Regions from separate parts of the Mus musculus genome. Here all the other regions are linked to region 3. The links are chromatin loops, found by intact Hi-C in ENCODE. Cell type or tissue: left cerebral cortex. All regions are shown on one strand. Each heading gives the region's core, and the rest is flanking DNA. Links, peaks and the distances in the headings are about the cores only.

What was found. A loop is a pair of places that touch in the nucleus more often than their neighbours do. Peaks named below come from ENCODE experiments on the same cell type or tissue, not always from the same donor. Only the 100,000 strongest peaks of a DNase experiment are listed, where the experiment ranks them.
Region 1: it touches region 3 in a loop (6-fold over the local background); 41 of 42 quality-filtered maps call a loop at or near these places.
Region 2: it touches region 3 in a loop (4-fold over the local background); 39 of 42 quality-filtered maps call a loop at or near these places.
Region 4: it touches region 3 in a loop (3-fold over the local background); 17 of 42 quality-filtered maps call a loop at or near these places.
Region 5: a loop joins it to region 3, with 3.0 times the contacts of the local background. A loop is called at or near these places in 29 of 42 quality-filtered maps.

Annotation. Positions count from the first base shown.
Region 1 is chr11:79,700,722-79,706,618 of GRCm38, reverse strand. Gm11205 (a long non-coding RNA gene) reads right to left here and starts at 2,049. Exons shown (of 2, transcript XR_880034.1): 1 at 1,953-2,049; 2 at 1,605-1,831. n-TTcgt3 (a tRNA gene) reads right to left here and starts at 1,969; the gene lies at 1,898-1,969. In left cerebral cortex, for the core only: CTCF peaks have their summits at 2,090 and 2,977; DNase peaks (open chromatin) are centred at 2,539, 2,962, 4,327, 4,839 and 2 more places; H3K4me3 peaks cover 3,040 bases; H3K27ac peaks cover 2,159 bases.
Region 2 is chr11:79,707,776-79,713,672 of GRCm38, reverse strand. Mir193a (microRNA 193a) reads right to left here and starts at 1,704; the gene lies at 1,639-1,704. In left cerebral cortex, for the core only: a CTCF peak has its summit at 2,712 (motif pointing left); DNase peaks (open chromatin) are centred at 2,414 and 2,646; H3K4me3 peaks cover 1,618 bases; H3K27ac peaks cover 218 bases.
Region 3 is chr11:79,916,533-79,922,429 of GRCm38, reverse strand. No RefSeq gene overlaps it. Among named protein-coding and RNA genes, the nearest start is that of Gm24454, 26 kb to the right of the region's middle. In left cerebral cortex, for the core only: a CTCF peak has its summit at 2,324 (motif pointing right); a DNase peak (open chromatin) is centred at 2,330.
Region 4 is chr11:79,621,501-79,627,397 of GRCm38, reverse strand. The region is part of intron 3 of Rab11fip4 (RAB11 family interacting protein 4 (class II)); the gene reads right to left. It overlaps Rab11fip4os1 (RAB11 family interacting protein 4 (class II), opposite strand 1), which reads left to right and starts at 4,235. Exons shown (of 3, transcript NR_003283.1): 1 at 4,235-4,498. In left cerebral cortex, for the core only: CTCF peaks have their summits at 2,144 and 2,344; a DNase peak (open chromatin) is centred at 2,352; H3K27ac peaks cover 237 bases.
Region 5 is chr11:79,586,925-79,592,821 of GRCm38, reverse strand. It overlaps Rab11fip4 (RAB11 family interacting protein 4 (class II)), which reads right to left and starts at 1,610. Exons shown (of 15, transcript NM_175543.3): 1 at 1,388-1,610. The coding sequence starts at 1,546. In left cerebral cortex, for the core only: CTCF peaks have their summits at 2,925 (motif pointing left) and 3,333; DNase peaks (open chromatin) are centred at 989, 1,064, 1,673, 3,317 and 1 more place; H3K4me3 peaks cover 1,999 bases; H3K27ac peaks cover 1,736 bases.

The DNA of each region.
Region 1 (5,897 bases), core at 632-5,631, 220 kb after region 3:
GTGGGAGTCATATAATTCTTACTATGGGCTCACAGTGGCTAAACCTGGTGGGACAGCGGGCAATCATAAAGAGGTTGTGGAGTCCTTGAGGTCCCTAGCTTATAGCTCTCAGGCAGGAACTGAGACTCTCAGGCCACAAAGCATTTGGAAAAGCCTTTTTCCTTTCCTTCTTTGACAGGGTCTCATGTAGTTAAGGGTGACCTTGAACTTGTGATATCCCTGCTGCTATCTCTGCAGAGCTAGGGTTACAGGTCTGCACCATTGTGCTGGGTTTAGGGGGCCCTAGAGATCAAATCCAGGGCTTTGTGCATTCTAGGCAAGTGCTCTACCAACTGAGTTCCCTCCCCAGCCCTGGGAAGCATTAATTAGCTTTGGAGTTTAGCAAGTGAAGCAATGGGAGCCCAGAGTCTATAAGGGATTCGTGCAGGTGACACCATAAACTCAGCAAAGCTCTGTCCGTGCCCTCCAGTACCCCCAGCCTGGTTAGACACAGCTAGCTTGCAGGGTAATTGCAAGAACTCTGTTCTCCACCTTGCTTTAGCTCTCCTCTGATCTCACAGACCTAGGCCCTGGGATCCATGCTTGACTCCTGCCTCTGGCTCTTCACCTTTTGGGAAGTTCACACTTCCCCAGTGTCTGTATGTTAACCCTTTCTGTACCTTGAACCTCTTCTGCTGCCTTTGTTTTGTCTCCTGGCCCTCACTCCTTTGGCGGCAGAATTCTCTGTGCCAGCTACTACAGAAAAGAGGAGCCCCACCTAGGGGTGCTTTCTCACCAGGAATGCACAGGGAGGGGCTGGAGTCAAGGCTGTATCCGAGAGTACAAGGCTCCTGTCCCCATCCTACCCCTAATGTCTAGACCTTCAGGCCATGGTATTGTCAGAGACAAATCCTCTTTGTATGTAGTAACAATTTTATGATGGCACGGACACCTTCCAAAGCCAAGTGTTTCTCCTTCAGGTATTGGGCTCTTACAATAAATATCTATATATACTCAGCTCACCCCGTGATCATCTAAGCAACAATACCTGGGGAGTGAAATATACTTTAAATTGGGGAGGGGTGGTGGGATGGGGGGGGGGGGAGTGACAGAGGGAGGAGCCACAGTAACAGAAGTATGAGTTAGAAATGAAGAGGTGGAGTTCTATTCATGAAATCAGAGTGATATGTTAAGTGTTACAACTGAAAATTACAGAATCTGGCATAAAACTCAAGGTTTTACTCTTGCGCTTGGGAGTCAGAAGTGGATGGACAGTTCAAAGGCAGCCCGGTCTACATAGGGAGCACCAGGATGGTTAAAGCTACATTGCCATGTGGTTAGACACTGTCTCCAAAACAAAAACATCCATCCAAACAAACAAACAAGAAAACAACGAAAAATTGCTACCCTTTAGTATAGTTTTGAAGAGAGAAGCTAGTTGGTGGTAAGCCAACCTCAGTAATCCCGGCAGGACACAGGAGACCATATCCTAAAACAACAAAAAAATGGGATCAGGAATCTGAAGCACTGGACGTCCTGTCACATGATATCTGGCTGTTTACCTTACAAAAGACTTGGAAGTGTCACAAATATGTGGGTCCTGATATAAAACGTCAAGGCTGTGAAAGGTGTGGGCGCCTGGGGGAGGGGAGGACAGTTGGCTGAGCAGGGGAAAGCGGCGACACGCACGCACGTTGTAGGGAAGGAAAGTTCACAGAGAAGGCTTGCCTTCGTCGCGGGATCCAGACCGGAGTTGAAGGGTAGAGGATGCAGGGAGTTCAGCAGCTGTGCGGGGCCTCTGGAAAGAGTTACAGTGCTCTGGCCACGAACCGGTAGAGGAGGGGCTGAACTCCTGAACAAAAACAAAAACAAACAAACAAAAGGGAGCTGAAAACAAGAAAATATCTCTTCCAAACGCAGGCACGGACGGGGTTCGAACCCGCGATCTTCGGTTTACGAGACCGACGCCTTACCACTTGGCCACCGCGCCTGACAGCCGAGCGGCTGGTGGAAGCTCTCAGTGGAGGGGAGGTGGTGCGGGTGGGGAGGCGGACAAGCCCCGCCCCTCGCTCAGGCCCCGCCCCCGCGCAAAGCCCGCCCACCGAGCGGCTCTGACTGACGGGTCCCGGCCTCCTTCCGCCCGGCGTCAGCTTAGCGGACAGTGCTGCGGGCGGGCGGGCGGAAGCCCTGAGGACACGGGAAAGCTTTGGCGGCCGCGGAGCCATCCTCTCCCCGCCCCGCTCGGGCCTCACACAGCCGGGAGAGGCCTCAGAGCTGTGCGTGAGGCCCGGCATGAGCGTGAGAGCGGGGAACCAGCTTGTGGACGGCGGGGACCCGGCACGGCGCGGAGGCCCGGGAGAATAACGGAGGCCAAGAGGGCGAGGCAGGAGGGCGAAACTACCGAGACGGAGGGCGGTCATCGGAGGGAGACGGGGATTGAGGGACAGACGGGACTTTAATTCGCTTTAGGTTTAGTTCTAGGCGAGGGATGGGTGAGGGGTTGGGGCGCTTCTCCCACTGTCTCCTCGGTCCTCCATTTCGTCGACGTTTACGTCGTCAGGTATTTACTGGAGACAGACTCCCAGGCTGACGTCAGACTCTCAACTCAGGATCCTTACTCCTCCATCTCCCAAGGGTTGGGATTTCAGGCGTGGGCCATGGCCCGTTTTACCGGATGCTGGAGATCGAACCCAGGATTTCGTGCGTGCTGAACTAACGTAACAGAGCTACAATCCTAGTTCCTAGATCTAGTATTTAAATTTGTAATTAAAAAAAAAAAAGTCTTTAAAGTTTTAGTAAGGAAATTAGGTCTCTGAATCCTATGGCCATGGCATCTGTTCCAGGAGAGAGGAGAGGGTGGCCCTCCCCATGGTGCAGGGCTGTGATGCCAACCGGGCAGTCAAAGGTCCCACTCACCAGCCTTCTTAAGTGCACTCCTGTAAGTAGGATAGCACAGCCTGGCGAAGGAAACGCCCTCCAGAGGGCTTGTGCTATTATTGCCCGACATGCTATAACTAGTAAGTATTTATCATTCTGCCTGCATGTATGCCTAACAGACTTAGAAGGTGGCCCCAGATCTCATTACAGATGGTTGTGAGCCACCATGTGGTTGCTGAGAATCGTACTCAGGACCTCAGGAAGAGCAGCCAGTGTGCTCTTATCCTCTAAGATATCTTCTCCAGCCCCCAGAACTTTTTTTTTTAATGTAAAATTGGGGAGATTTGTAAAACTTAAGGATATCTTTATGGATGTATGTTAAAAACACAACTTTTATTATAACTTTGTTTAGTTTACATAGTGTTAACTGGACATAAGTACCTTGTACACCACAGCACTACAGATTTTTTTGTTTCTTGTTTTTGTTTTTTCACTGTGGGGACTGGACTGAACTCTGGGTCTCCTGGACGGTAGACAAGGACCCCACCACCAACCTTTACCCCAGCACCCTCCCCCCAACTCTCTCTAAGAGGTTGTTTAGAATGTTACTTTATGCGTGTGAGTGCTTCACTTGCAGCTATGTATGTGCACCAAGTGTATGCCTGGTGCCAGCCGAGGTCAGAGGAGGGCATGGGATCCCCTGAAACTAGTAATGGGTGGTTGTGAGCCCCCCCCCCCACACTCACACTTTGGGTGAGTGCCCGGAAATAAACTCAGGTCCTCTCTATGAGGAATAAGTATTTTTCTCCAATTCTTTCTACTTTCTGTTCTGAGCCAGGGTCTTGCTGAGTTGCCCAAACTGGTACTCTTTAGCCCCAGGACTTGGGATCCAGTCTGAACTGAAACCCAGCCCCTTAGACACCATATCCCTTCTCCACGGGTCTCTGGCAACCATCATTCTTTCTGCTTTTCAGAGGCTGACAACCTTAGACCCTTCATGTCTAAGGAATGATGCAGCGTGTCTGATGGGGACCAACTTACTTCAGCCCCTCAGCTTCCATTTTGTAACTGCAGAAGGATGTGCTGGCTTTGTTCTCTCACAGCTTAGGCCACATTCTCTTTACCTGTCACTGCCTGGTAGACTTTTTTGGTTGTCAATAATACTCCAATGAGAAGAGTGGCAAGTTCATGTGAGATACACACCCAGAAGCAGCAATGTGGGTTTAATTTTATTTTTACATTTTTGTTTATTTTGAGACAGGGTGGGTCTCTCTTTGAAGTCCTGGCTAGCCCACTACTTGTGATTTGTAGAACAGAATGGTGAGGTAGGCCTCCCTTTGTCTTCCAAATGCTGGGCCTGAAGGTGTGCGTCCGTGTGTGTGTGTGTGTGTGTGTGTGTGTGTGTGTGTGTGTGTGTGTCTTTTTTTAAATGGGATCTGCAGTTTCCATAATGGCTCCATTGTTTGGAATTCCCACCACAGCACACAAGCAGCTCTATGCCCCTGTATCATTTTCTTGGCTGTGAATAGTGGCCGTCCTCACTGTGCTGATTACTGGCGTGACATCTTTTCCTGGGCTTGCCGGCCATTTGTGTGTCTTTGGAGAAATGTCTTCTCGTGTCCTTTTAAAATTGGCTTATTTGTTCTTTTTGTTTGTTGCAGCTTAAAACATGGTTACTAGCTTCCTTTTAACCTGTGCTCAGTGAATTTTTGTATATGAAGCAAGGGAAGGATCCAGTCTAGCTAGCCTTCAAGGGATACAGCAGGGAGGTGAGCCAGACACAGCCTGTAGCTGAACTCAGACTGGGAAAACCATAAGCCATTCTCTCTGCGGACCACAGAGGTCATAGAGCTACCCTGCTGGGGACAGTCACATACAGATCCGGTGCCTTTCCAGGTTTGAGGTTGGGTTCTTCGTGGAGTAGATAAGACTGCCGAGCTGCTGGGTGCAAACAATCAAAGCCATGTCCAGCGTCCCTACTGCTACTATTGAATTTCAGTTTCTTCGTCCACAAAATAGGTGTCAGCCATTAACTGTGGCCCTGCATGAATCAAAAATAGATCAGGGAGCTGGGCATGGCAGCCTTTAATCCTAGCACTCTGAGACTGAGGCAAGAGGATCAGGAATTCAAGACCAGTAAGGGCTATCTGAGACTCTGGAGAAATGGAAACAGCCTAGAGATGGTTCAGTGAGGACAGGTACTCGATGCCAGGCCTGAGTCCACAGTGGAAAGAACCACCTTCCGCAAGCTTCTGGGCCTCCACAGACACTGCATGGCATGTACGCCCCTGCACATGCACATACACATATATAAAATTGTAATTTAAAGGCCGCTTCAGTTTTCATTGCTAAGGTTAGGTCCCAGAGTAGGAAAGGCCACCGAGACCCCTTTTCCTTTCTCTTTGGGACTGTAGCAACCTGACACTTTTCCTATTGATCAAATTTCCCAGACACCACAAAGTTCGAAATAAATCTGCGAATACCGGGTTAGCGGCAGGGTGCAACTTGCAGCCTTTGGCGTGTCAGCAGCACCCTTTCACGTCTTGTCAGATTGCTTTCCACACCATGCTCAGGACCTGCTCACTCCCTCCTTGCCCTTGCTCCGTCATGGTATCTGGTCTGTGGCTTTTTTTTTTTTTTTTTTTTAAGAAAAGGTCTCAAATTAGATAGATAGATAGACAGACAGACAGACAGACAGACAGAGCAAGCCCCATAAAGCCTAGGCTGGCCCAGAACTCCTGATTGATTCTCAGACTCCCCAGAGCCAAGATCAGCAGTGTGTAACATACTATGAGTGGAAAGAGAGGCGCTCTCAGTATCAGAATCGAGAGAGTAACCGTTTGGACCTCCTTGGGAGACTGAGAGAAGACAGAATCCTCTTCAAGTATCACCCACAGCTGCAGCAGGCTATGGGAGTTTCCCCTGAATGTGAGCCTGCAGGGACACACAGTGAGGACTGCCCATGGGACTCCTGGACAGTAAGAACTCAGCTTGGTTGACGCTGGGGGACCAGTTCTGCTCAGGTGGGTTCCCTTAGAGAC
Region 2 (5,897 bases), core at 538-5,537, 210 kb after region 3:
TTATTTAAAAGCAGAAATCAGCTGCTAGAGGAGAGGCCAACCCAGCCTAATGCCTATCTCGGTCAATCTTCCTTCCTTCCTTCCTTCCTTCCTTCCTTCCTTCCTTCCTTCCTTCCTTCCAAAGGAGAGAAAAGAAAGGCAAAATTAAACAATTCACTTACCCTAAAGCAATGAAGGACCAAATCATTATCTAACTGAATCCCTAACAGCTGGCCACAGCCATGCCTGACTAGGAACTGCAGGTCCTGGATGCTAGGAGCTCCTGATTCCCAGTGACTTATGTCCCAGATTCCAAAGTTTGGCCCCTCCAGGGTGGGTGCCAAGCAGCCAGTCCGGCAAGCTTTTCTGCATCGCTCGGCTCCGGCTCACGTCTGTGGATGGTTTATGACTACACAATACTATGGAGATTTCCACTTCATTTACTTTTCGGGACTGATGTTGGGGGCTGGGACAACAGGATAAGCTGTTTTTTCCAGCCTGATTCTGCACCCCCAAAGAAAGCATTTTTCTTAATTAGGAACGAGGCTTCCAGAAGTGCCTTTTGTCCACTCCCTAAACAGTTGTCTCAAAATGGTCATCTATCAAGATGGTAGGAAATCTACACCCTGGTCAAAGAAACTCTTTTCTCCCATTCTTCAGGCACCAGTGTACTCCATCAACTAGAGCTAGCACAGACACAGCTCGGGCTATGATCCTTGCTGGGGCTCATCAGCCGGCCCGACACCACATTTCTGAGACTTCTCTCCACACCTGGCTCCCTCTCCTGTCCCTACTGCTACATGCCAGCAAGGGACAGGGACAGCAGCCCGAGTGTGATTTGCACAGGGACTACTTTGCACGTGGTTCACAAGCACGGGGAGCCGGGGGGGGGGGGAATACCTCTTATATGGTCTTTGTGCAACTTTGTACAAAGTGGTGGACCAACCTAGTTTCTCTGTCTCCAGCCTCCCAGCTTCTAGAAACCTCTCTCATTTCCTAATGCCAGGAAGAAGGGGGCAGGAGGTGCCCTATTGGTCAGCTTGCCCTTCATACACGGAGTTCAAGTCTGCTAAGTGCTCCTAGAACAGTCACACAACACAAAATGACAAAAGGGACCAAGGTCAGGAACTCGAGATTTCAGGGCTTTGTATGGAATTTTGTGTGGGGGTGGGGGTGGTAAGCAAAGTTTTAAGAGCAATAGAACTGGGGGGGGGGGCTTTTTCAGCATAAAACTTGATGGGGGTCAGTAATGGGTTATTAAAGAGGGCAAAAGACTGGTTAGAGAAGTGTCCACAGACTCCACTTAGGACCTGGAGTTGGGCTCCGCATCGAGGCCACCTCCCCAGGAGTAAGTCCAGAAACCAGGCTCTAGCTTCCCCACCCCCAAACTCAAGGTTGGCGCCATACAGCAAGGCAGGCCGGTACAGAAGAAAAACGTCCTTTCTCCCCCACCCCAGGACATTCAAGCACGTTGCGGTTTCTCTGCCGAAGCAAGAGATTCCCCCCAAAACCGCACAGACATCCCGCGGCGCACGCCTTTCCAGTCGCTTCTATCCCGATGGACATGGGAGGGGGGGGCCCAGCCGGAGCGCACGAGGACCAAGAAGGGGCGGGCTGCGGGCGGCGAGGAGAGTGAAGAAAATGCCGGTCCTGGGGACCGAGGACTGGGACTTTGTAGGCCAGTTGAACTGACACTCTCATCTTGCCCGCAAAGACCCAGCTCTCAGCTCCCGTCCGTCTTGGAGTTCCGGATGCCGTGCGTCCCCCGACGACGGGCTGCCCAGGGCATGAGTCCCGCCGCCCGCTCTTGGCTCGAGGACAGTTTCTCAAAGAAGCCACCTGCCCCTCCCGGCCTCGGCCCCGAGGGCTCCAAAACCAGCCCTCGAAGGTTTACACGACGCGCAGCGCACCCTGACCGAGAGGGCAGTCTTGGAGACGCCGGGAGTGAGCGCCCCCGGACGCCCCCCGCCTCATATCCACCCGAGCGCAAGGGCTGCACGCCGAGAAACTTCCCAGCGCCCACACTCCGTGCCCGCGAGGCCCAGCGGTGCGCTGCCCGGTTACCTGCGCTCAGCTCGGCGAGGCGGGACCGAGCCGCGGCGACGCAGGCTGCTTCCTCCCGCACCGCGGCCGCAGCCCGCGCCACGTACCCCAATGTTCCCGCAGCTTCGTGCGCTCCCGGCCGAGGGTCCCCGGCCTCTCGAGACCTGCTCCGGGACCTAGGGATCGCCGCAGGGCCCCCGCCGCGCCCCGGAAGACATGTGCGCTGCTGCGGGGTCCCCGGAAAGTTGCGGGGCTCCTCTCGCTTGCTCTCTCGGCGCTATCTGGCTCCACGTGCTGGTGACACATCAGGAAGGCTGCGCGCCCCGCGGCTCCCGGAGGACCCACACGGCCAGCGCCCGCCCAGCGCAGCCTCCTCGAGCCCAGCGGACCGCGCTCCGCCCCGGTCCGCCCTCCGCCCGCCCCTCACCGGCGCCGCCCCCGGCCGAGACGCCGGCTCACGCTCACAATCTGGGCGGAAAGACCCTGGAGTGGGTTGGGGTGTCCCTCTCCAGAATCGCCCGGGGCAGAGGATCTGAGCCACCCGACTAGACAGTCTCAAGTGCCTTCCACCCAGTCACGCAGCCCTTCCTGCCCCCCGAGCCTCAGTAATTTTCCCCTTTCCTCCTCTGACCGGTCCGATCCGCTGCCGGGGCTTTCTCCCGTGAAGACCGGCGCCGGGAGCCCCCTGCCGGCCACCCTGCTCTCGGGCCGCGCGACTGTCGCGGAGCAGCGCCCTGCAGCACCCTGCAGCGGGCCTCGATCACCCTACCCGCAACCTAGGTCAGACCTGCCATTGAGGGCTTCTTGGCAACCCCAATAGATGATATATTTAAAGTACCCAGTGTAGTTCCCAGGGAGAGAACCTCTTGAAAACCTGGGTTCCTTTAAGGGTGGGACTGAGATGCTGCGATACAGATGGGAGTAACCGAAAACTGTAGAGGTGAAAGCCTAACCCGCTACCGGTTTCTCTCTTACCTCTCTGCCGGCGTACAAAGGGTTAATTGGATGTGTACCATCCTTAGGCTTCTACCAAAATAAATCAGCGGAAGATTGATTCCAGGGGCCCTAGAGAAGCCCAAATAACCACCGAGACTGAGTTCCCTAACTATCTTCAGGTGGAATCTTGCAATCATTTACTTAAAATACCGTGACATTGGCTACGTTCCTATCTCCTCTTTCCTGGCCCCACTATCCAATGCACGCTTTAAATCCTGTGGCGGGGCTGAGCGCTTGTGACACTCAGATTCCCCGATTAGGACAGACAGATGCGCTGAGGCAGGTGCTCAAAAGACAACAGCTCTGAAAAAGCTTGAGGGCAGAAGGCTCCATGCCCTTAAAGGAGATGGGTGCAGGCTTCAGGCTTCTGTAATCCCTACTATTTCAGAGCCCGGGGCAGAAAGGAGGATGCCCTGGTGAGGATACCCTGGCGTGGCCCGTGATGCTGCCTTTTATTGATGTCTGACAGACCCTTTGGATCTGTGAGATTCAGGAGCCTAGAGGAGCCAGTGTCCTGGAGGGATAAAAGAACAGGGATGTAATGGGTTTACCCAGACACCGAATCCGGAGAAACCCTCCAGAGGTTAAGATTTGCTACTTGGCACCTCCTCCTGCTATCCCCTGCCCACATCAAAGGACATGGCTGGGGGAGGGGGGCTAATCCCATCAATGGAATCAAAGGTGGTCAAGAAAGGAAATTCTGCAAATTTGGGGTAGCCACAGGCAGGTTGCAAGGCCACATTACACTAGAGAAGGACGGTTACTAGGGCTCTGGCCTTCTCCTTACATGACAAATGCCTCCTCTCCGTCACTAGCTAGTCCATAAACAGACAGAATCCCTTGCTTCTTGGGGTGGCCCTGTAGGGAAGATGAGCACAGGCACTGGTCAAGCCAGACAGTGGGACTGGTCCTGCCTCCAGGGCCAGAAAGGGACCCAGCGAAAGGAAGGATTCCTGAAAGGTTGTCACAGTCTATTGGCTCCATCTTGCAAGGGCTCCTGATGCCCCAGCACATCCCAAGGCAAATGCTAATGTGGGCTACAGATAGGAAGGAGCATTTCCCAAACCTTGATAGGTTATTAAAAACAAAAAAACAAAAAAACAAAAAAAAAACACTTTAGAGTGTTAGTAAAAAAAACAGCAGCTAACAGTTTAAAATCTAATTGTTTTAAGTATTGCTGTCACCTGGTGTTCAGAGAGAACAAAGAGTTACAAAGAACCTATAGCCATGGGCAGCATGGGGTTCACACACCCCTCATATATAGCAGTTTACCTTGATGTCTTCTCTTAGCCCAGATAATTTTATGAGGGAGGAACACCAGGGAGGGGCCGTTTACTGCAGGAAACGTCCCTAGGATCACTAGGTTTGTCTACGGGTGGAACCTTCTTCACTCCCCACCGCCCACGAAGACGTCCACAGGTGATTCCCTCCCCGTGGGCTTCAGTTCCCACATTGGCAAGGTGAGAGGTATTCCCCTCTGTGACTTCTCCCAGCTTGCCCGGACCCAGCTGCGGAAAGGGGAAGGACATTAGCACTGACTGCTACTTGATTTTGATGACCTTTGTCTATACAATGTCACTGTTGACCTGGGCACAGGAGTCTCTGAATGACTTTCTGTGGGCAGAGTAAGTGTTTGGAAGGTCCCAACGTCCTTGGTTGAGGGCCAAGCCTTTGGCCAGAGTTCTACAAGCCTCTTTTTTTGCTCTGCCATTTAGGATAGATTTATTTATTTACTTATTTTAATGGCATTGGGAATGGAACCAAGGGTCTCACTCTGGGTAGGCAAGTACTCTAGCACTGAGCTGTATCTTCGACCCTTAAAACATTTTTTTGAGACAAGGGTCTAAGTAAATTCCGTAGGCTGGCTTTGAGTATCTTTCTGTAGCTCAGGTAGTCGTGAACATTTAATCTTCCTGCTTCAGCTTCCTGAGTAACTGGAATTTCAAGCCTGTGCCACTAGGTCTCCTGTAGGTCTGGTTTGATTGACGTCTTTATTAAGCCTCCTCCCCCAGCCCCTGTGTGTATGTGCACGCACGTGCGTGTGCATGTGTGTGTGTGTGTGTGTGGTGTGTCAGTCATTGTGACCTATTACTTTTTAGGAAGGGTATACAACTATGCAACTATGCACAAGACTATCCTCTATCAGAGCTACCTGGTCTAAATCTAGCTCACATTCAGTGATTTGGGGGTGGGGGGGACAGGGGAGGGAGGCTTTGCCCAATCCACACCAGCCCCCACTCTTCCCAAGCATAGGACAAGAAGAACCTGTGTCTGGGCCTCTGGGGAATGCAGCCTTTGACAGTGCGTTGGCATCTCCTCTTTGGATAGTGTGGCTGATTCTGGTGATTTGGGGAAACTACTACCTAGTTTTCCTGTTGGGAAGCCGGGTGTAGTGGCACACGCCTTTAATCCCAGCACTCAGGAGGCAGAGGCAGGCAGATTTCTGAGTTTGAGGCCAGCCTGGTCTACAAAGTGAGCTCCAGGACAGCCAGGGCTACACAAAGAAACCCTGTCTCAAAACAAACAAACAAACAAACAAACAAACAAACAAAGTGTTGTTTATTAGACTGATACAGTGCCTGCTGGGCTCTCAACTAGCAAAGGAATAGATGCAAAAGTCAAGGAACAGGAGAGCAAGCTTTTCTAAGACATTTCTGCTCATCTTGTGGAGGGCTAAATTTGGGGGCTGGAGAAGGAGCCCAGGAGGTAGGCTTGTCAAACAGGAATAAAAGATGGATCTCCAATTCCACATAAAATCAGCTGTGGTGTCCACAATCCTAGTACTCGAGAGGTGGAGACAAGGAAGGTCATGAGTTCAAGGTCAGCCTCAGGCTTAAGGATAGTTTGGGATACAGGAGTCTCTGACTCAAAAAACAAAC
Region 3 (5,897 bases), core at 276-5,275:
AGAGGACACTAAAGGACACCTTCTGCTGGGTTGCTGAGTGCAGTTGCGCAATAGTGTCGTGGGGTGGGGCTGGGGAGTCCCTGGGGTCACCCCAGCTGTGCCTTTGCCACTGTTGCTGTTGACTAGGGCAATGGTGACTGCTGCCTAGCTTCTGTCACAAGTGTGAACCAGGGCTGGGGAGAGAGAGGTGATAAAGGGACAGAAAAAGAGGAAACAGAAGGACAAGCCAGTGGGCCACTGGGGAGCAGAGGACTGTCAGGACCCAAGGAAAATAATCCTTGTTTTAGACAGGGTAGGATGTGGCTTTAGCCTGGCCTCAAGCCAGAGGTCCCCTGAGACTCGGAGATGGCCTCTACACCTCTACACCTGTTTCCTCTTCTTCTTTCTCTCTTCTTCTTCTTCTTCTTCTTCTTCTTCTTCTTCTTCTTCTTCTTCTTCTTCTTCTTCTTCTTCTTCACATTTTAAAAACCTGTATGAGTATTTGCCTGTGTGTATGCATGCACAGCACAAGTATGCTTGGTGCCTTTGAGGCCAGAAGAAGGTGTCAGAGCCCTTGGAACTGGAGTTAAAACACTATCTTTTATTTTTTTTAAAGATTTATTTATTTATTTTATGTATATGAGTATACTGTAGCTGTACAGATGGTTGTGAGCCTTCATGTGGTTGCTGGGAAGGAAGGTTGCCCACTCTGGTCGACCCCGCCCACTCTGGTCGACCCCGCTCACTCTGGTCTAAAGATTTATTCATTATTAAATCTAAGCACACTGTAGCTGTCTTCAGACACACCAGAAGAGGGCATCAGATCTCATTAAGGATGGTTGTGAGCCACCATGTGGTTGCTGGGACTTGAACTCAGAACCTTCAGAAGAGCAGTCAGTGCTCTTAACCGCTGAGCCATCTCTCCAGCCCTTAAACACTATCTTTAACCAAGAAGCTTCTCCAGGCATGTGCGAGGGAGTGAGTACCACGAATCATGGGTGGTGGTGGTGTGTACTCTACTGATGAGCTATGATACCTGTCCTGGCTATTTGCAATTTATATAGGTAATTTTGTATATAATTTTATTAATTTAATAAATTGTGTGTGTATGTATGTGTATTTGTGCGGGCGTGTGTGCACGAGTGTCTATCTGCCTGTCTGTCGGTGGAACATGCATGCAGGTCAGAGAACAATTCTCAGGAGTTCGTGATCTGGCCTGGGATCCAGGCAACTTATGGGAATCAGGATTAAACTCAAGTCATCAGGCCTGTGTGCAGGCACCTCAGCCTGTGAGCTGTCTCGATGGCCCATTTTGATACTTTAATACATCCTTGTTTCTGATTTATGGCTTTCTTGGGTGTTGGGAATCCTACAGAGTGTCTTTCTTCCTCCCATTTCTAATGAAGTTTGGTGTCACTTTAGAATGGTAGTCAGTCTCCAGGAAACCCTCCCTGGCAAGGGTGGTGTTCCCCCAAACTGCCTGTCGCCTGGGCCAACCAGGACCTTTCCTTTCTCAGAAGCAACTGGCTGGACTCAGCTTAGCCCTGCTGCAGGAAGAAATCTGAGCCTGCCTCTCTGGGAAGCAAACTCCCTGGCTAAGTAAACATCTTGGTCCTACACTGCCCTTGATTCTTCAAAGTTTGCATTCTTAGCTCCAGCTTTTACAGGATGGTTGGAATAGGGAGGAACAAAAAATGATCCTGGCCATCGTCCATTTGGATTCTGCCCTTATGCTAGAGCAGAAGCCCCATCCAAATTACAGTGATGGATTTGGAGGCACATGTGCTCAGTGTGCACTAATGTATGTAGGTAAGACAAGCCAAGAAGAGCCCCAGGGGCTGCAGGATTTAACGGAGCGGCTGGGCTGCCTCCCACTTTGTTGACTTAGCAAGTCTGGTTGCAAAGCCATGACCTTTGGAGATATTCGCCTCCCAGGTTCCAGCAGTTTCTATTAAGCTGTTTCTAAACGACTATCTGTTTTATATTGGTCAGGAGAACGGGATCTGCATTTCCGGTGGCCTTTGGGGCCACATCTCCCATAGGTTCTAAAGGAGCTATTTCCTTCTCCCCCGCAGGGCTGCCTCCCTGGTTCTTGCGTTCATGTCAGAGAGACACTGTCTCTGGAGGTGCTGTCCCAGGAGGTGCTCTCCCATTCTCGGAATGTTGTTCCGTGCTTCATTTTCCTTTCTTTACTTTTTCCCTGATGAGGTAGTTTTGATCTCTGAAGCAATCTGCTCTGATAACTTTTCATTAGCTGTTGAACAAACGTGGCAGATACAAGTGAGAGCCATATGTTTGGCAACGGCCCTTGAAATCCCTCTCAGCCGCTACCTGTGGCTTTATTCCCATCGTCCAGAAGGTGGCAGCAGAGGCACATTGACTCTGCAGTCTCCAGCTGGTTCAAGATGACTTTATTCATTGGCTTCATCCTTGTTGACAAACTTCTGTGAATTCTCAGCATCAATAGAAACCTAACTATGACAGGCTGTTTTTTGGGGGTGGGGTGGGGGGTGGAACCCAAGGCTCTGTGCGAGCCAAGCAAGCCCTCTGCCTACTGAGCTACATTCCCAGTCCCAGGAAGTAGCATTTATAGTTCCCACTTTATAGAAAGAGAAACTGAGGCTTGGGTGGTGAAGACAGCTGGCCAAAGTTTACAGACATAGGGTATAGCTCATGTCTGATTCTGAATTTGGTGTGTGTGTGTGTGTGTTTACTTTTCTAAAGTGGGGAGCATTTAGATTTGGCAAAACTCGAGGGTGAATTTTATTTCAGATAAAGCAAGGGAATCTGGTGTGGGTTTGCTATTAAGTTTGGTTGTTGCCTTTTGTTAGCCTAGACTTGCCTTGAGCTTGCTTGGAGCTGCTGCTCTTAATTAAGCTCCTCCATCAATTGCCCTTGAACACCTCTGTGTACTGTAGACACAGGGCGAATGAGGAGGAGACATGCCTGCTTTAACGGAACACAGAAAAATGCCACACACAATGCCATAGAGTTGTCCACGTGAACCAAGGAGTCTGTGGAGAAAGGTGGAGCTAGGAGGGTGGAAGGTCAAGGAGACCCCCTCCAGGGACCAGACAGCCTCTAAGCCGAGTCCTTGAGGACTTAGGCAAGCGGTGGTTGTGGGGCATCATCCAGGCCAGGGGAGCTATGTGTTTAAAGGCCCCTAAATGTGAGAAGCCTTGTGAATTGGAGGGGACACAGTGATGGGTGAAGCCAAGAAGCAGGAGATCTTGAAGTTACACTGACAGCTTGACTGTCTCTAGCAGGAATGTGACATGGGTGGGTGTACTGGCTAGTTTTGTGTCAACTTGACACAGCTGGAGTTATCACAGAGAAAGGAGCTTCAGTTGAGGAAATGCCTCCATGAGATCCAACTGTAAGGCATTTTCTCAATTAGTGATCAAGGGGGAAAGGCCCCTTGTGGGTGGGACCATCTCAGGGCTGGTAGTCTTGGTTCTATAAGAAAGCAGGCTGAGCAAGCCAGGTGAGGCAAGCCAGTAAAGAACATCCCTCCATGGCCTCTGCATCAGCTCCTGCTTCCTGACCTGCTTGAGTTCCAGTCCTGGCTTCCTTGGTGATGAACAGCAGTATGGAAGTGTAAGCCGAATAAACCCTTTCCTCCCCAACTTGTTTCTTGGTCATGATGTTTGTGCAGGAATAGAAACCCCGACTAAGACAAATTGGTACCAGTGGAGTGGGGTATTCCTGTGACAACCTGACCATGTTTTGGGGAGGACTGTGGAAGGACTTTGGAACTTTGGGCTTGAAGATCCATCCATTGTTAAGACCTCTGTCGGATGTTGTGTAGGAGCTTGGAAGATAATGTTGAGAACACTGCAGAAGTTGGAGCTCTGGTGTGTGAAATTTCAGAGGGAAAATTAAAGACTCTTTTCAGGGCCATTCCTGTTTTGATTGTGAAGATTCTGTAGTTCTGGTTAGCTGGGGCTGAAGAATCAGCTGTGATTAACAAGATACCAGAACTACTAAAGCAAAAACTTTGCATTACTGGGACTATTGATGCTGGTTAGCTGGAGCTAAGAAATTAGCGGTGATTAAGAAGAGACCAGCATCATTGAGGTGACATCTTCTGGGAAGTATTTTCTGAAAGCACAGTGGCTGTGTTCCAGATATAGCCAAAGTTGTACCTTGTGCTGTGGCTGGACTTGGTAATGTGTAAGGGTCACCCAGGTGGTACTGGTTTTGAAGGCATGAAGGAGTTGAGCAGAGCAGCTGAGGCTTGGCACTGTGAGAGGCCATGGAAGGCCATTGGTGAAAGTGCAGCCTCAGTTGCAATTGATGGCCCAGGACTGAAGGGGTCATGCAGTGTTTTGGAGATGCCAGTACCATGAGATGACCACCAAGAGCAGCAGCAGCAGTGGAGTACAGGCATCTGGAGCCTAGAGGATGACTCGTGTGCTACAAAGGGCCTGGCTGGAGAAGTGACCCAAGCCCTTGGAGGAGCCCAGAAGATCGTGAGTTGGATCCCAGACATTGGACAGTTGGAGATTGACTTTTGCTTTTGATTGTGACTGTGCCCTGATATTTTCCCTCTTGAAGGAAGAAACTGTTTTAGTGGAGCCCACAGTTAAGAGACTTTTAATTGTAAAAAGACTTTGGATTTTAAAAGAGATGGATATTTTAAAGAGATTGAAATTTTAAGCATATGTAAAGACTGTGGGACTTTTAAAGTTATTTAGAATGGGGATGAATAAGATTGTAAGGGTTGAGGCTTACTAGTGATGTTTTTGTGTGTCAAGTTGACAAGGGGTCAATTGTACTGGCTAGTTTTGTGTCAACTTGACACAGCTGGAGTTATCACAGAGAAAGGAGCTTCAGTTGAGGAAATGCCTCCATGAGATCCAACTGTAAGGCATTTTCTCAATTAGTGATCAAGGGGGAAAGGCCCCTTGTGGGTGGGACCATCTCAGGGCTGGTAGTCTTGGTTCTATAAGAAAGCAGGCTGAGCAAGCCAGGTGAGGCAAGCCAGTAAAGAACATCCCTCCATGGCCTCTGCATCAGCTCCTGCTTCCTGACCTGCTTGAGTTCCAGTCCTGGCTTCCTTGGTGATGAACAGCAGTATGGAAGTGTAAGCCGAATAAACCCTTTCCTCCCCAACTTGTTTCTTGGTCATGATGTTTGTGCAGGAATAGAAACCCCGACTAAGACAGTGGGTTTCCCTCTCGGGAGATTCTGGGGAAGAAACTAAGGCTGGGGACCATAGTGAGAGAGATGACGACCTCAGTGAAGGTAACGGTTATAGCAGAAGCAGGTTGGAGCTATTTCTAGAAGGAGGAATGGCAGGTGTGGGGACAGGCTGCCTATGTGAGGCGGTCAGGCTGCGGTACCAGGTAAATGATCTTCTCATTTGTAAGAGCATGTCACAGCCCCATTTCAGGAAGGTGGCACTACACCAGGGTGCTCGCAGAGCTTGGTGGCTCCCCAGGACTGTGCAGCCCTGTCCTTGGAGCTCGTGAAGGTCATGTCTCTGGCCACCCACGGCCTTCCTTTCCCTCAAGCTCTCTTCTCTCAGCAGATACTCACAGAGGGTGTTTCTCTTGCACATGGCACCTGGGATAGACACTCTTGGTGCCTCTCTCACACTTCCTTCTCTTGGAGACTTTATACTTTCTATAAAGCCCACAGGGTGCTGGGGACAGCTAAGCACACTCCTGGACACAGGGGCAGTGTGCAGGGTTCTAGCACTAAGTAAACTACAGAACCATAGTTTTTGGTTTCTTCATTTTTTTTGTCTAGACTTTCCCAAACAAATTACCAAGAAGCTAGTTGGTTTTAAGTTCTGGACAGCGCAGTAGGGAAATGGGAGCAGCGGAGCTCTGTTCCTTTAGAAGCTTCTGAGGAGAGTCTGGACTCTGTACACAGGCTTCTGAGGGCCACCCACATTCCTCTGCTCATAGCTG
Region 4 (5,897 bases), core at 426-5,425, 300 kb after region 3:
ACAGAATAACAAGCGGTAATGAGTTGTTCTTGGTGGAACAAGGGAGGGAGAAAGCCGGGAGGAGGAGACTGCAGGATATCAAGGTTTGGGGACGGGGAGTAAACAGTACTTGTATATTATACAGTTTTGGTATAGTTGGTAAAATATAATTAGTACAGTCTTCTTGGCTTCTTATATTAAAAACAAAAAATGCAAAACTATTAAAAATCTACTTTGAAAAATTTTATTTTATATGTTTTGCCTATATGTTTACATGTGCACCACATGCGTGCAGTGGCCACAGAGGTAGGAAGAGGACACTGGATTGTCCGGGACTGAGGTTAGAGATAGTTGTGAGCTGTCATGTGGGTGCTGGAAACCAAATCTGGATCCTCTGGAAGTGCCACCAGTGCTCTAACCACTGAACCATCTCTCTAGCTCGAAAGATGTATATTAAGCTGGATTGGTGGCTCGTGTCTATAATACCAGGATTGGGAGATTGAGGCAGAAGGGTGACTGTTATTTCAAGGCCAGCCTGGGCTACATAGTGAGTGCTAGGACAGCCTGGGCTTCACACTGAGTTCAAAAACTGGTAGAAGCAGAGTGAGACCCTGTCTCCAAGCAATAATAGCAACAAGATATCTAGTCTTCTAGATGCTTAGAGAAACCCCGAGGACACAGGTGCTGCCTGCTGTGAAGGAGAGGAGCTCAAAGGGGCTCTGCCACTGTCATCACTGCCTCCCACAGTACAATGGAACCTTCTGGAGAGTAAGACTGAGCAGTGATGGCTCCCAGGCCTCCAGGAGGCCCAGCGCAGATCCTTCTCTAGGGTGGAGCAAAGGGGACCCAGAGAAAGAAATGCCAGACAGCCTGTGACAATCAGTGGGCAGAACAGATGGCCCAGAAGAAAGACAAACATCACAAAGGCCCAGAACCGAGACAGAACACGGCTTTCCCATAATGTAAGTAGATGGGAGGGGGAGAGATCGGTCATCGGTGGGGAGTGCTTGCTGTTCAAGCATGAGGTCTGGGTTCAGCTCTTAGATGCTAACACCCATGGAACAGACTGGACACAATCCCAGCCACACCGGTGACCCCAGGTTCAGCGAGCGACCCTGCCTCAAAGGGATAACAGGGAGATAGAGGCAGCACTGCATGTCCTCTTTTGGCCTCTACTATACACATGCATGTTGACACAATAAAATTAAACAAACTAGGAGAGATTTGACGTCACAAGTTTTAGGGTGTGAGACATGCTACAGTGAGAAGCAGGTGGGACCCCAGGTTCTACTTCACCTCCTGGGGGGAGGGACACTTGCTGTGGCTGTGGTGGGGGTTCCGGAGAGAGAACAGTGGGGAACTAGGAGGCTGGGGAGACAGCAGCTGTGACAAAGAGAATTATGAAGAGCACAGGAGGGGAGGCTGCAGCGTATAAGGGTACCACGGGTGACTCTTTGACCTGGGCATCTTTAGATGGATGGTAACATTAGATTCTTACACTGGCAGCCACACAGCAGGAGCAGGTGACCTGCTGCCTTCTGGTTTGATGGGTTCCCTATTAATCTTCCCACATAGGTGGATGACCAGGTACCCAGATTCTCATAGTTAGGCTTTGCCTCACTGCTTGACATGGGTGGCCACAGCCCCTAGCCAGCATGCCCTTGCTTTGATGCCCATGGGCCCATTCCTCCACAGCTCTCATTACCATAGGGACTGGGGGGCCACACAAAAGGGAAGCCAGTAGGCAGCCCTTGGAGCAGACTGGGGAGTGGTATTTGGGGGTGGTGGTGGTGGAAGCTTGTCCTGGAGACACCATCCCTGGATATCTTCTGGCATCCTCTCACCAGACCAACATTTCCTGAACTGAGAAATATGGTCAACAGCACATGTAGCAACACACAGTGACACTTTCCCCAACAGGTGTGCCAGGCTCTGGGGACAAGGGTATGCCCCACAGTCAGCATCTAGTGCTGCACAGGAATGGTTAAATAAACATCCAGAGTGGACTTGCCCAGGCCTGTGGTGCCCAGCACCGGCCTCCATGGGACCTGGAAGAGGAACAGATGCAGAAGCCTATGTATCCTACAGCCAACAGGAAAGCACTTTATAGTCTCAAGGTGACTCCCAACAAGCCACAAGCTGCAAGTGACATCCACACCCTGAAGGGTTCACGTCCCTCCACTGAGGGCGCTCAGCTGCAGTCCTGACATCCAGCTGTGTGCCATTCTCTACCTCCTCAATCCCAGGCTCAGATCTGTACTCCCTGGAGACACACTGCAACCCCCCCCCCCCCCACAAGAACCAGAATCTGGCTGGCTTCTTGGTCCCACACTGACCTCTAGGGGACAGCTGGAGCACAGCAAGGTGCTGGGTGCCTGGTCCACAGCATTAGGATCTGCCTCTAGCTGGCTTCCTCGGAATTCTGACTTTGATGAGCTATGGGTTTGCTCCATCTCTTCCAGGAGCTGGGATTCCGGTGAGTTCTAAGGATTCACTCTGCCTGGATGGCTCAGGGACACTCAGGAGCCCACAGGCAGGAATTGGCCCATGTCCACCAAGCTATCTGACTAAGCCAAACCAAGTCACCTGCCATGCCTAGGAATACACAGCCTCAGTGGGTGCTCTGGCCAGAGCTGTGTGGAGGATGGGAAGAGGTTTGTCTTCCTGGAAGAGGCATAACACTCACAGTCACATTCTACAGTCCTACAGGGGAGACGGGAAGAGCCAGGTTGTTGAGATTGCTGGCTCCGTCTTTCTGCCTCTCTGGGACCTCTGGATTTTGGGAAAACAATACAACAAGACCATTGCTTATAAAGAATTCCCTCTTGAGGGTCAGGTCCTCCGAGCCTACTTCCCCTCTTTGCTAAATGCACCATCTTTTCTGGCTGTGGTTGAGACAGTACGGATGCCACGGAAGCTGCTGGAGCCCATGGAACATGTCCCTGCTCCTGGGTACCCCTGGGGTTCTTGGCCTCAGTGCATCTCTGTTCTCCAACTTCTCACTGCAAGCTTCGTTTTGACATGTCTTTGAAACATTGGACCTCAAGGGTGAAGGGGATGCAGAGACTCGGATGATTGTGGATCCCTGATTTGTCCTTGCATTAAATCAGACCTAGCCTGGCTGGGCAAGTCCTGCTTTTTGGCCAAGAAAACTGAGGTTCTGAGATGTTGAGGGGAACTTGCTGAAGTTGTATGGGTAGTCAGTGGCCTTAGTGAGGTGCGGATCCCATTTTTAAATGACGGTACCGCCTACTCATTCTGCACCCTCCACAAAGGCTGGGCCCAAAAAGAGTCCAGGGCCACTTAGTGTCAGCCCCACATTGGGGGTTCTCTGTCCCAGGTCTGGTTCCATTGGTCCTGAATGCATTCATGGACCGGACACAGTAAAACAGTTCTGGAGCCCTCAGCGCTGGCCTTACACACACTTGGAGCCTGGTTATCCAGGTCTACCCCTAACGGTTCTCAAGCTGAGCACAGTCTGGAACCAGACTTGTACCCTGGCCCCACAGCGGCTGGACGTTTAGTCTCTGTCATCTTCAAATTGTTAGACAAAATTTACAGGTTCCCTTTGTGAGGAGCAGGCATCTGCACTAAGCAGACTGGACAGAAAGAGCCTTGCTCATGACAGTGTCTCGTGCCACTAAGACGGAAACTAAACTGCTATGTGGAAATCAGGAGGGTCTTAGCTGGTACGGTAAGGGAGTCTCCTGCTACCTTAACCCTTTCAAAATAGCAGTTTGATGCTGGCCAATCAGCTTTTTGTTCCTGTTATTCAGTTTCTTTATTCCTGTGATAGCAACACTATGTTTTAAGTTTAAATTACTGTGCTTAAGAGAAATATAAAGCAGAAATGCTTCACCAGGGGGTAGTGCATGCCTTTAATCAGGAGGCAGAGGCAGGGGGATCTCTCTCAGTTTGAGGGCGTTCTGGTCTACAGAGGGAGTTCCAGAACAGTCAGGGCTACACAGAGAAACCCTGTCTCTAAAAAACAAAACAAAACAAAACAAAACAAAACAAAACAAAAGCCTGTAACCTGTAAGGTCCACTTGCTCAAGGACAGATAACTTCCTGAAATGCTGTAGTTTATGTACGATAACAAACCACACATTTTCACTTCTGTAAACAAGCTTGGTTGCCCCAACTGCACAGGATATGCACTTGATCATGGGTAGGCGGAGGAGGTACATAGGCAGGAAGTACGTCAGGATATATGCCTGCCCCTGGTTGGACAAAGGCAGGAAGTTTGTAGCCTCGTGAGTTTTGCCTTTATAAACTCCTGACTAATGGAATTCGGGGGCCATTCTCTGAGCTTGAGTCTCAGGAATGGTCTTGGCCAGTATATTTTTTTAATTAATTTATTTATAATATATACAGCATTCTGCCTACATGTATGCCTGCAAGCCAGAAGACTTCAATATAGATAGTTATGAGCCACCATGTGGTTGCTGGGAATTGAAATCAGGACGTCTGGAGAAATAGCCAATGCTCTTAACCTCTGAGTCATCTCTCCAGCTCCCCGGTCAGTATTTAATAAACCCTGTTGTATTAGAATTAAGTCATCGTCAGATGGTGAATCTCTGAATGACCAGATCCGTTACTGTTCCCACCTTACAAAACCCACTGTCCTGTTCCTGCCCTAGATCTTGTGTTAGTCCTGTTGTCAATGAAGGACTCGAGGAAGAGAGGGAGGGAGGGAGGGAGGGAGGGAGGGAGGGAGGACGAACTTATCTTGGCTCATGGTTTCAGAGTCTCACTGGGATCCATTGCTTGGAGACTGAGGTAAGACAGAGTAACACGGCAGTAGGAATGTGTGGTAGAAGCGTCATACCTCATGGTGGGGAAGGGCAGGGTGGTGGTGGTGGTGGTGGTGAACCTGATCTACCGACTTTTCCCTTTCTTGTCCTTTCATTCCGTCTGACAGGATGGCGGGGCCTGTATATTCAGGGCACATCTCCTTTTAGTTAACCCTCTCTGAAAACACCCTCCCCAACCCACCCTGAATGGCCTTTCCTAATCTTCTAAGTCAGTGTTTCTTACCTGTGGGTTCTGACCCTTTTGGGGACACATATCAGATCCTGTATATCAGGCATTTACATGACAATTCATAACAGTAACACAATTACAGCTATAAAGTAGCAATAAAATGACCTCATGGATGTGAGTGTCACCACAACATGAGGAAAGGGTCCTAGTACTAGGAAGGTTGAGAACCATTGTTGCAAGTATGTCTCAATCTGATCAGGCTCAATTATGAGAACCTAGGTAAATAATCTAACACCAGGATATACTCAGCCCGCATAACTGCAATCTTCAACTGAATTGATACACTTCTGTCTCTTGATAGTGCCTTAGCTTTCTCCGACACGGTCTGTTTGGCCACCCTCAGCATTACCAGACACCTCATATAGCTTCCTCCCTGCCGAAGCCCAGTTGGACACCACCACGCAGAATACTATGGCTCTAGCCTTCTTCCATTTCTCAGGGAGGTGGCCTCAGGATGAGGGACTACCCAGAGCCAGAGGGGTTTTGGAGCTGACTTGGGTGAGAAACCAAAAGAGTCCTCATCCAGCCGGAAGGTTCCCTGGAGACTGTGGATAGTGCAACTTAAACTGTCTCTGTGGTACACAGCTGTGCTTGCAAACAGTCCAATGCATTATAAACAGATCATTTGGCGATAACAGCAGAATAAATTAAAACACACACACACACACACACACACACACACACACACACACACACACACACTCTGTGCATTTATGTGGAAGCTAATGTGTATAGAAGCCAGGAAACTAGAGAGGGACAAGAGAGGCCTTAAGGGAAATGGGCAGAGGCAATAACGGAACACGTGTAACTAGGAACCTTTCTGTGAGTATGAGGAGCAGAGGGAGTGGGGAGACTAGAGGTCAACTAAAGCCAAG
Region 5 (5,897 bases), core at 304-5,303, 330 kb after region 3:
CTTCAGACAGGGGTGAAAGGGTGGCAAGGGACAAGGGTAGAGGAGTGATGTTTTCAAAGGTTTATAGGCTACAGTGCAGAAGGGAAACCCAGGTAGGTTCCTGTGCAGAACCACAATGACCCAGTGACAAGCTGGTTGGTGTCTGGAATGCGGAGGGAAGAGGATCTAAGGATGGGAGGTGTTTGTCCAGCCTAGGAATACTATTAAACGGCTCCAGCCAGCCCTCTGCCAGAGGCCCCAGTGGGGGCCATCCCCATGCCTGAGGTTTTCTGATTCTGGATCCCAGGTTTCCGCCCAAAGCAAGGAGAATTCTCCACACCAGCAGCCTGTAGCCTCCTGGGCTGCTCAGCCTGCTCAGGTAGAAGGTATTGGCCAAGAAGTGGGACGCTGGCATCCTCTGTAGAAGAAAGGCTGAGGTAGCAGCAGGAGATGCTCCCGAGCAAACCAGAGAGGAGATAAAGGACTTTAAGGAGAACTGCAGTAGTAAGCTGTCTGAGACTGGGGACCAGAGTCCTCACACCTGACACCTGCCTCCCTCCTCCACCTCCTGCTCTCGGGGATTTCCAGGTTCTGGCGAGTGCCCAGCCACCTAGAAAGGGGTTGTCATCACCTCCCACTTGCCATCCAGTACAGCAGTTGAAACCAAGGCCCAGAGGGTCTCAGATGACCTTAGAAACCCAAAGTTCAACCAGGTCTTTTGAATCCAGAGACGCTCAACACTGCAGGGTTTCATTAACACGGTGTCCTGCCCTTCTCTCAGACACGGATACTAGCCCCTGTGAGGATGGCAGGAGGACACTAGCCCAACGCATAGGTATTCGTTACACACTGGCAGTTCAGACCCTGCCATTTCACATTGGCTGACAGTACCCACAATTCTGCTCTCTGCCACCCATGCGGCCCAACACCAACACCAGAGGCTCAGCTAACCACTCCCGGCTTGGTCCTGCTTGGCCCTCTGCAGCCAGCACAGTCTGCTGCCAGCTAGGCCTGCCCATTTAGCTTGAGTGGAAGGTCACCAGGAACTGGACCAGAATCCAGGGTGGCCCGGAGCAGACATCCCTTCTTTTCTAGGTTGGGTAGGTACAGCTAAGGACCAGAGACTGCAGAACATCCCTGCTTATCCCTGTCACCCGTAGGCCTGGCACGGTGCACACATAGCCCTGTGACTTGGTTGTGTGTGGGAGGGGGTGCTCAGAGACTGGATTTTAAGGGCACCTCTTCCCCTCCCCAAACATCAAGGGGGATTGGAGACAGACCAGGGGGAACGGCAGGTGGGCCGGCCGGCCACCGCGGGCATGCCATGTGATCCACAGAGAGGCCCGGAATGTGACTGCGCGGGGTCCCTGCGGTTTCCCCGGCCCGGGGACGCGCCCGAGCTCCTTACCTCCTCTCCTTGCCCGAAGCGCAGGCCGAGCGCCGCGACGCGCTCCACGCGTAGAAAGCCGTCGGGGTCGCGGCCGCACACCTCGAACACTTCGCGCAGGCGGCGCACGGAGCGCAGCAGAGCCGCGGGGGCGCCCGCCCAGCCCGCGCCACCCGCCATCCGCGCCGCCGGCAGCTAGCCCAAGCCCCGCGCTGCCGCCTTCGCCATCGCGCTCGCACCGCCCGGGTCTGCGGCGCGCAGCCTCCGCCCGCGGCGGCCGCTCGTGTCAGCCGCTCGTGTCTGCCGCGCGCCGCGGGCCCGCGTGGGGGCGGGGCGGGGCGGGGCTGCAGACAAAAGGACCCGAGCCTCCCCAGGCTCCGCCCCTCCTAGACCTGAGCTGGAGTTGGGGGGTGGGGGGTGGTTGGAACTCAGCGCGGCCCGTGCACCCCGCGGCTAGCCAGTGTGCACCGGCCGCGTCCTTTGTCAGCGCTGGGTGTTGCAGGTGTTCCTTGCCTAGTATTCGATTGCTGCTTTCGCTTCCCTGGAAGCGGAGACCCCTGAGAAGCCGTTCCGCTTGTTGAAGGAAAGGGATGGGCGCAGTGTGGAGGAGCAGGGAACCTTAGAATGGTGGCGGGTGGAGGGGACTAGAAGTGGTGGTGGGAGGAAGTGTCTTCCATTAGGCTTAGTGTCAACAGGGCCCAGAAACACCGGTGGCTTGGGAACCCGTAGCTCCTGTCCTCTCTTATTTTGCTGGCAGCCTCTCAGAGCTCGGGACTCCATCCTGGGTGTGGACGACCCAACCAATTTTGCCTTCTCCTAGTGAAGTTCAACTGAGCAGAGGTCAAGCCTAGTCTCCCGTCTACCCATCAACCTTGTTCAGCACAACAGACCACTTAGGAGTGGTTGCGCCCAACTCAAGCACAGACCTTGCCTGAGCCCCCAGATATGCGCAGGCTTCTTCCTCAGTCTGTCTCACCTCAGTTCTGAGCCCTTCTTCCAAATCCCCATGCATTTCTAAAACTTTGCTAGGGTGTGCATGGTGGGAAACTCTAAGGGTTATGCTATGTCTTAGTGTCCTCATGTTTTTGATCTCTGGTCAAGTGTGAGCCCAGAGCAATTCAGTGGTGTGAACAGGGAGTGCAGGGGACTTGTACCCAGTTTGGCACAAGGACCACACAGGGCCTCCCTCTCTGAGCCTCCAATTCCATTCTGGTCTTCAGGATGAGTCTTAAATATGGATGTCCTGAGTGGCGACTGCTTAGTCTCCCCTGGAGTCAGGACTCCAAGGGTGAGCCAGGCTGTCCCCCCATTTGATGCTTTACTCTTCCAGAGGTCCAATCTCCCTGGGAAGAAAGCCTTGTGGCTTTAAGGATCAGAGTCTACCGTGTTCATGGAGTCAACCACTAGAGAGGGGAGGTGTACCGTCCTGAAAAGTGATTTTTGTTTTTGTTTTTGTTTTTCTTTTCTTGGTAGGTGGATGCCTCTCTGTGAGGTACTAACACATGAATGAATGAATGAATGAATGAATGAATGATAAATGGAAAGCAGGTTGCAGCTGGGGCCTGCCCCCTGGTGGGAGCTGCAAAAATGTCTCTCAGAGCCCACCCTGGTAACACAACCTGGAAAGCAAGAGACCTTCCTTGCTCACCTCAACTGCTCTACGTGAGGCCTCAGATCGATCACAGGGGAACCAAGCCCAAAGCCCAAGACCACATCCCAAGCTCTCCAAAGGCAGATTGGAAACAAATTCCAAAGCTATCCCGTATCAGACTCCTGGGACAATTCTGAACTCTGTCTGCCATTTCTCCAGAGCAGAGGTTACAAGCCTTGGCATCAGGACCGCCTCCTGCCTCTCGGAAATACCTTAGTTCCCTCCTGCCTCCAGGCCTGGGGTGACTGGCTCTGCGCCTTGTCTCTTCCAACTCCTGTGGCCCATTTGCTCGATTGCAGATTCTGTGGAGGTGGCGCCTCCTATAGGAAGTCTCCTTCTTGTTGGCTGCTCCTCCGTGCTCCAGAGCAAGGATCCTAATGCAACCTCGCGAATGAAGGAAGGGTCAGAGACAAGCTCAATGACAGGAGGGGGCTTCCTGACCATGGGTAGAACCGACAAGAGCCCTTCAGCCACAGTCCAGGAAGCTGAAGGGGTCGGAGAGAGACCATTTGCAGGGGCGCGATCCTGCCAACGCATGCATTTGACCTCCTGACTTCCAGAACTGAGAGGGATCACATTTGCGTTGCTTAAGCCACCAGGCTTTGGGTAGTTTGTGGTAAGCCCAACAGCACGTATGTGCGCTGTTGGTCCTAGGTCATGTTGGCAGCTGAGCCGGGCAAAGGTCTGATGCTCTTTCAGCTGCGTGATGCTCTGGGTCAGTCTTCCTGTCTGAAGCAGGGGTCGTACGTAGTCTCTGCTTTGCAGAGATCTCGTAGGATTCAATGTGAGCTTGTGTGCCATGTGTCTTGCCCAATGTCTGGCGCATAGTGGCCTATCCGTGTATCAGTATAGACTCAGAGCTAGTCTACAGGGAATGTATTGCTGAGGTGGAATCTCATGGAGCCCAGGTTGGACTCTGACTTGCTACGAAGCCACGATGATCTTGATCCTTCTGATCCTCCTGCCTCCAACCCCCTCCCCTGCAAGGGCTAGGATTACAGGCCTGAGCCATCCCGCATGGTTTATTCAGCATTGACGATGCAACCCAGGGCATCGTGTATTTTTCTCCACCAACTGCGCTCCAGCTCCAGCCCTAAAGGGCTGTATTTCTTCCTCTGTAGTCCATCCACCGGCCTCACCATCCAGGCTGCCCAGAAATGGGGCAGAACTCGCAGGTTCTTCCTGATCCCCCTGCTGATGCTATTTCTCAAGTCATGAATAATTATCACTCTGGAGGGGAGAAGGTGGTAAATTATTCTCCTCCTTCACCTGTCTCAGAATGCGCCTCAGCGGCAGAGTGTGGAGCGCTCACACACTTCCCATCATGCAGCGCGCCCTGGGGGTGATGGAGTCTGGTTGGCCTGGGCTACACTAGTGTGGTCCGGTGTCATAAAACTTCATTCTTCCTTGTCTGCCAGAGCGTGGGTGAGGAGGGCTGTCCACCCAGAGCCTCTCCAACTCTCAGAAGCAGGATAATGGTGGCTGACATTCCTTCCAGGATTCTTTTTGTTACTTTTAATTTTTCAATTTATTCTTTTTTAAAAATTTATTCATTTTATATAGGGGAGTACACTGTCACTGCCTTCAGACACACCAGAAGAGGGCTTTGGATCCCATTACAGATGGTTGTGAGCCACCATGTGGTTGCTGGGTATTGAACTCAGGACCTCTGGAAGAGCAGTCAGTGCTCTTAACTGCTGAGCCATCTCCCCACCCCCTTTTTAATTTATTTTATGTGTACAGGTGTTTGGCTTGAATGTATGTCTCTGCATGATGTACATACAGTACTCAAGGAGGCTACAAGAGAGCATCGAATCTCTTGGGACAGGAGTTACAAGTGGTTGTAAGCTGCCATGTGGGTGCTGTGAGTCAAACCTTGGTCCTCTGAAAAAGCAGCCAGTGTTCTTTACCACTGAGCCATCTCTCCAGCTTCCTGTTACTTACCATCATCATCACCATCACCATCATCATCACCATCATCATCACCATCACCATCATCATCATCATCATCACCATCGTCATCATCATCTATTCAAGACAGGTTGTTCTCAGTTTGTCACACTCAGCCCTCCATGCAGAGCTCATCAGTAGACACTCACAGCTGGCACAGGCTGTTCCTCTCCATGGGTCGTCCCCACTTCCCCATCCCTGGGTCACATTATCCAAGAGGCCCCCCTGAGGCAGCTGTGCTCACTCCTCTGCTGGCTCAGAGGTCACCTGGTCCTTCCTTCGGAAGCATTGTCATGGCTAGTGGTAAGGCCCTGCCCATCCACTCCCCTTGCTCTGGCCAGGACACCAGCTTTCTTCTCAGGGCTGAAGGGAATGTTCCAAGTTCAGAAAAAAACAGTTTCAGGAAAGAGAGCCAAGGACACAGACACTGCCCTCAGAGAGAGAGCGTGAACAGGTGGATGCAAGCCCAAAGAACGGAGGACGGAGCCTGGGCTCAGAAGTGGACGCCTGGCCCTGTGTACTTGAGTGCACACGTATCTTCCCAGAGAGCCTGGGAGCTGAGAGCAGAAGTCCTGGGAGGGCAGGGAAGGGCTGCAGTGACTGCTGTTTTCCCCGGAACTGTTTGTCAGGCTTTCCTTCTTATATTAATCCTGTAAATATTCCCCCAAGGAAGGAGAAACGAACCTATCCCCCTCCCACCCCGGAATCTAAATTAGCAAAAACCCACTCTGTGTGTGTGTGTGTGTGTGTGTGTGTGCATGTGTGTTCTCGTGTGAGCTTTTGCACATACATGTGTGTGGTGCATGGACGTCTCATTCATTCCTAAGGAGCCATCCACCTTGGTTTCTGGTTAGATTTAACTTTACTTAAATGTGTGTATGCCTGGGCAAGAGTAGGCCACACGCCTACGGATGCCTGAGGAGGTCAGAA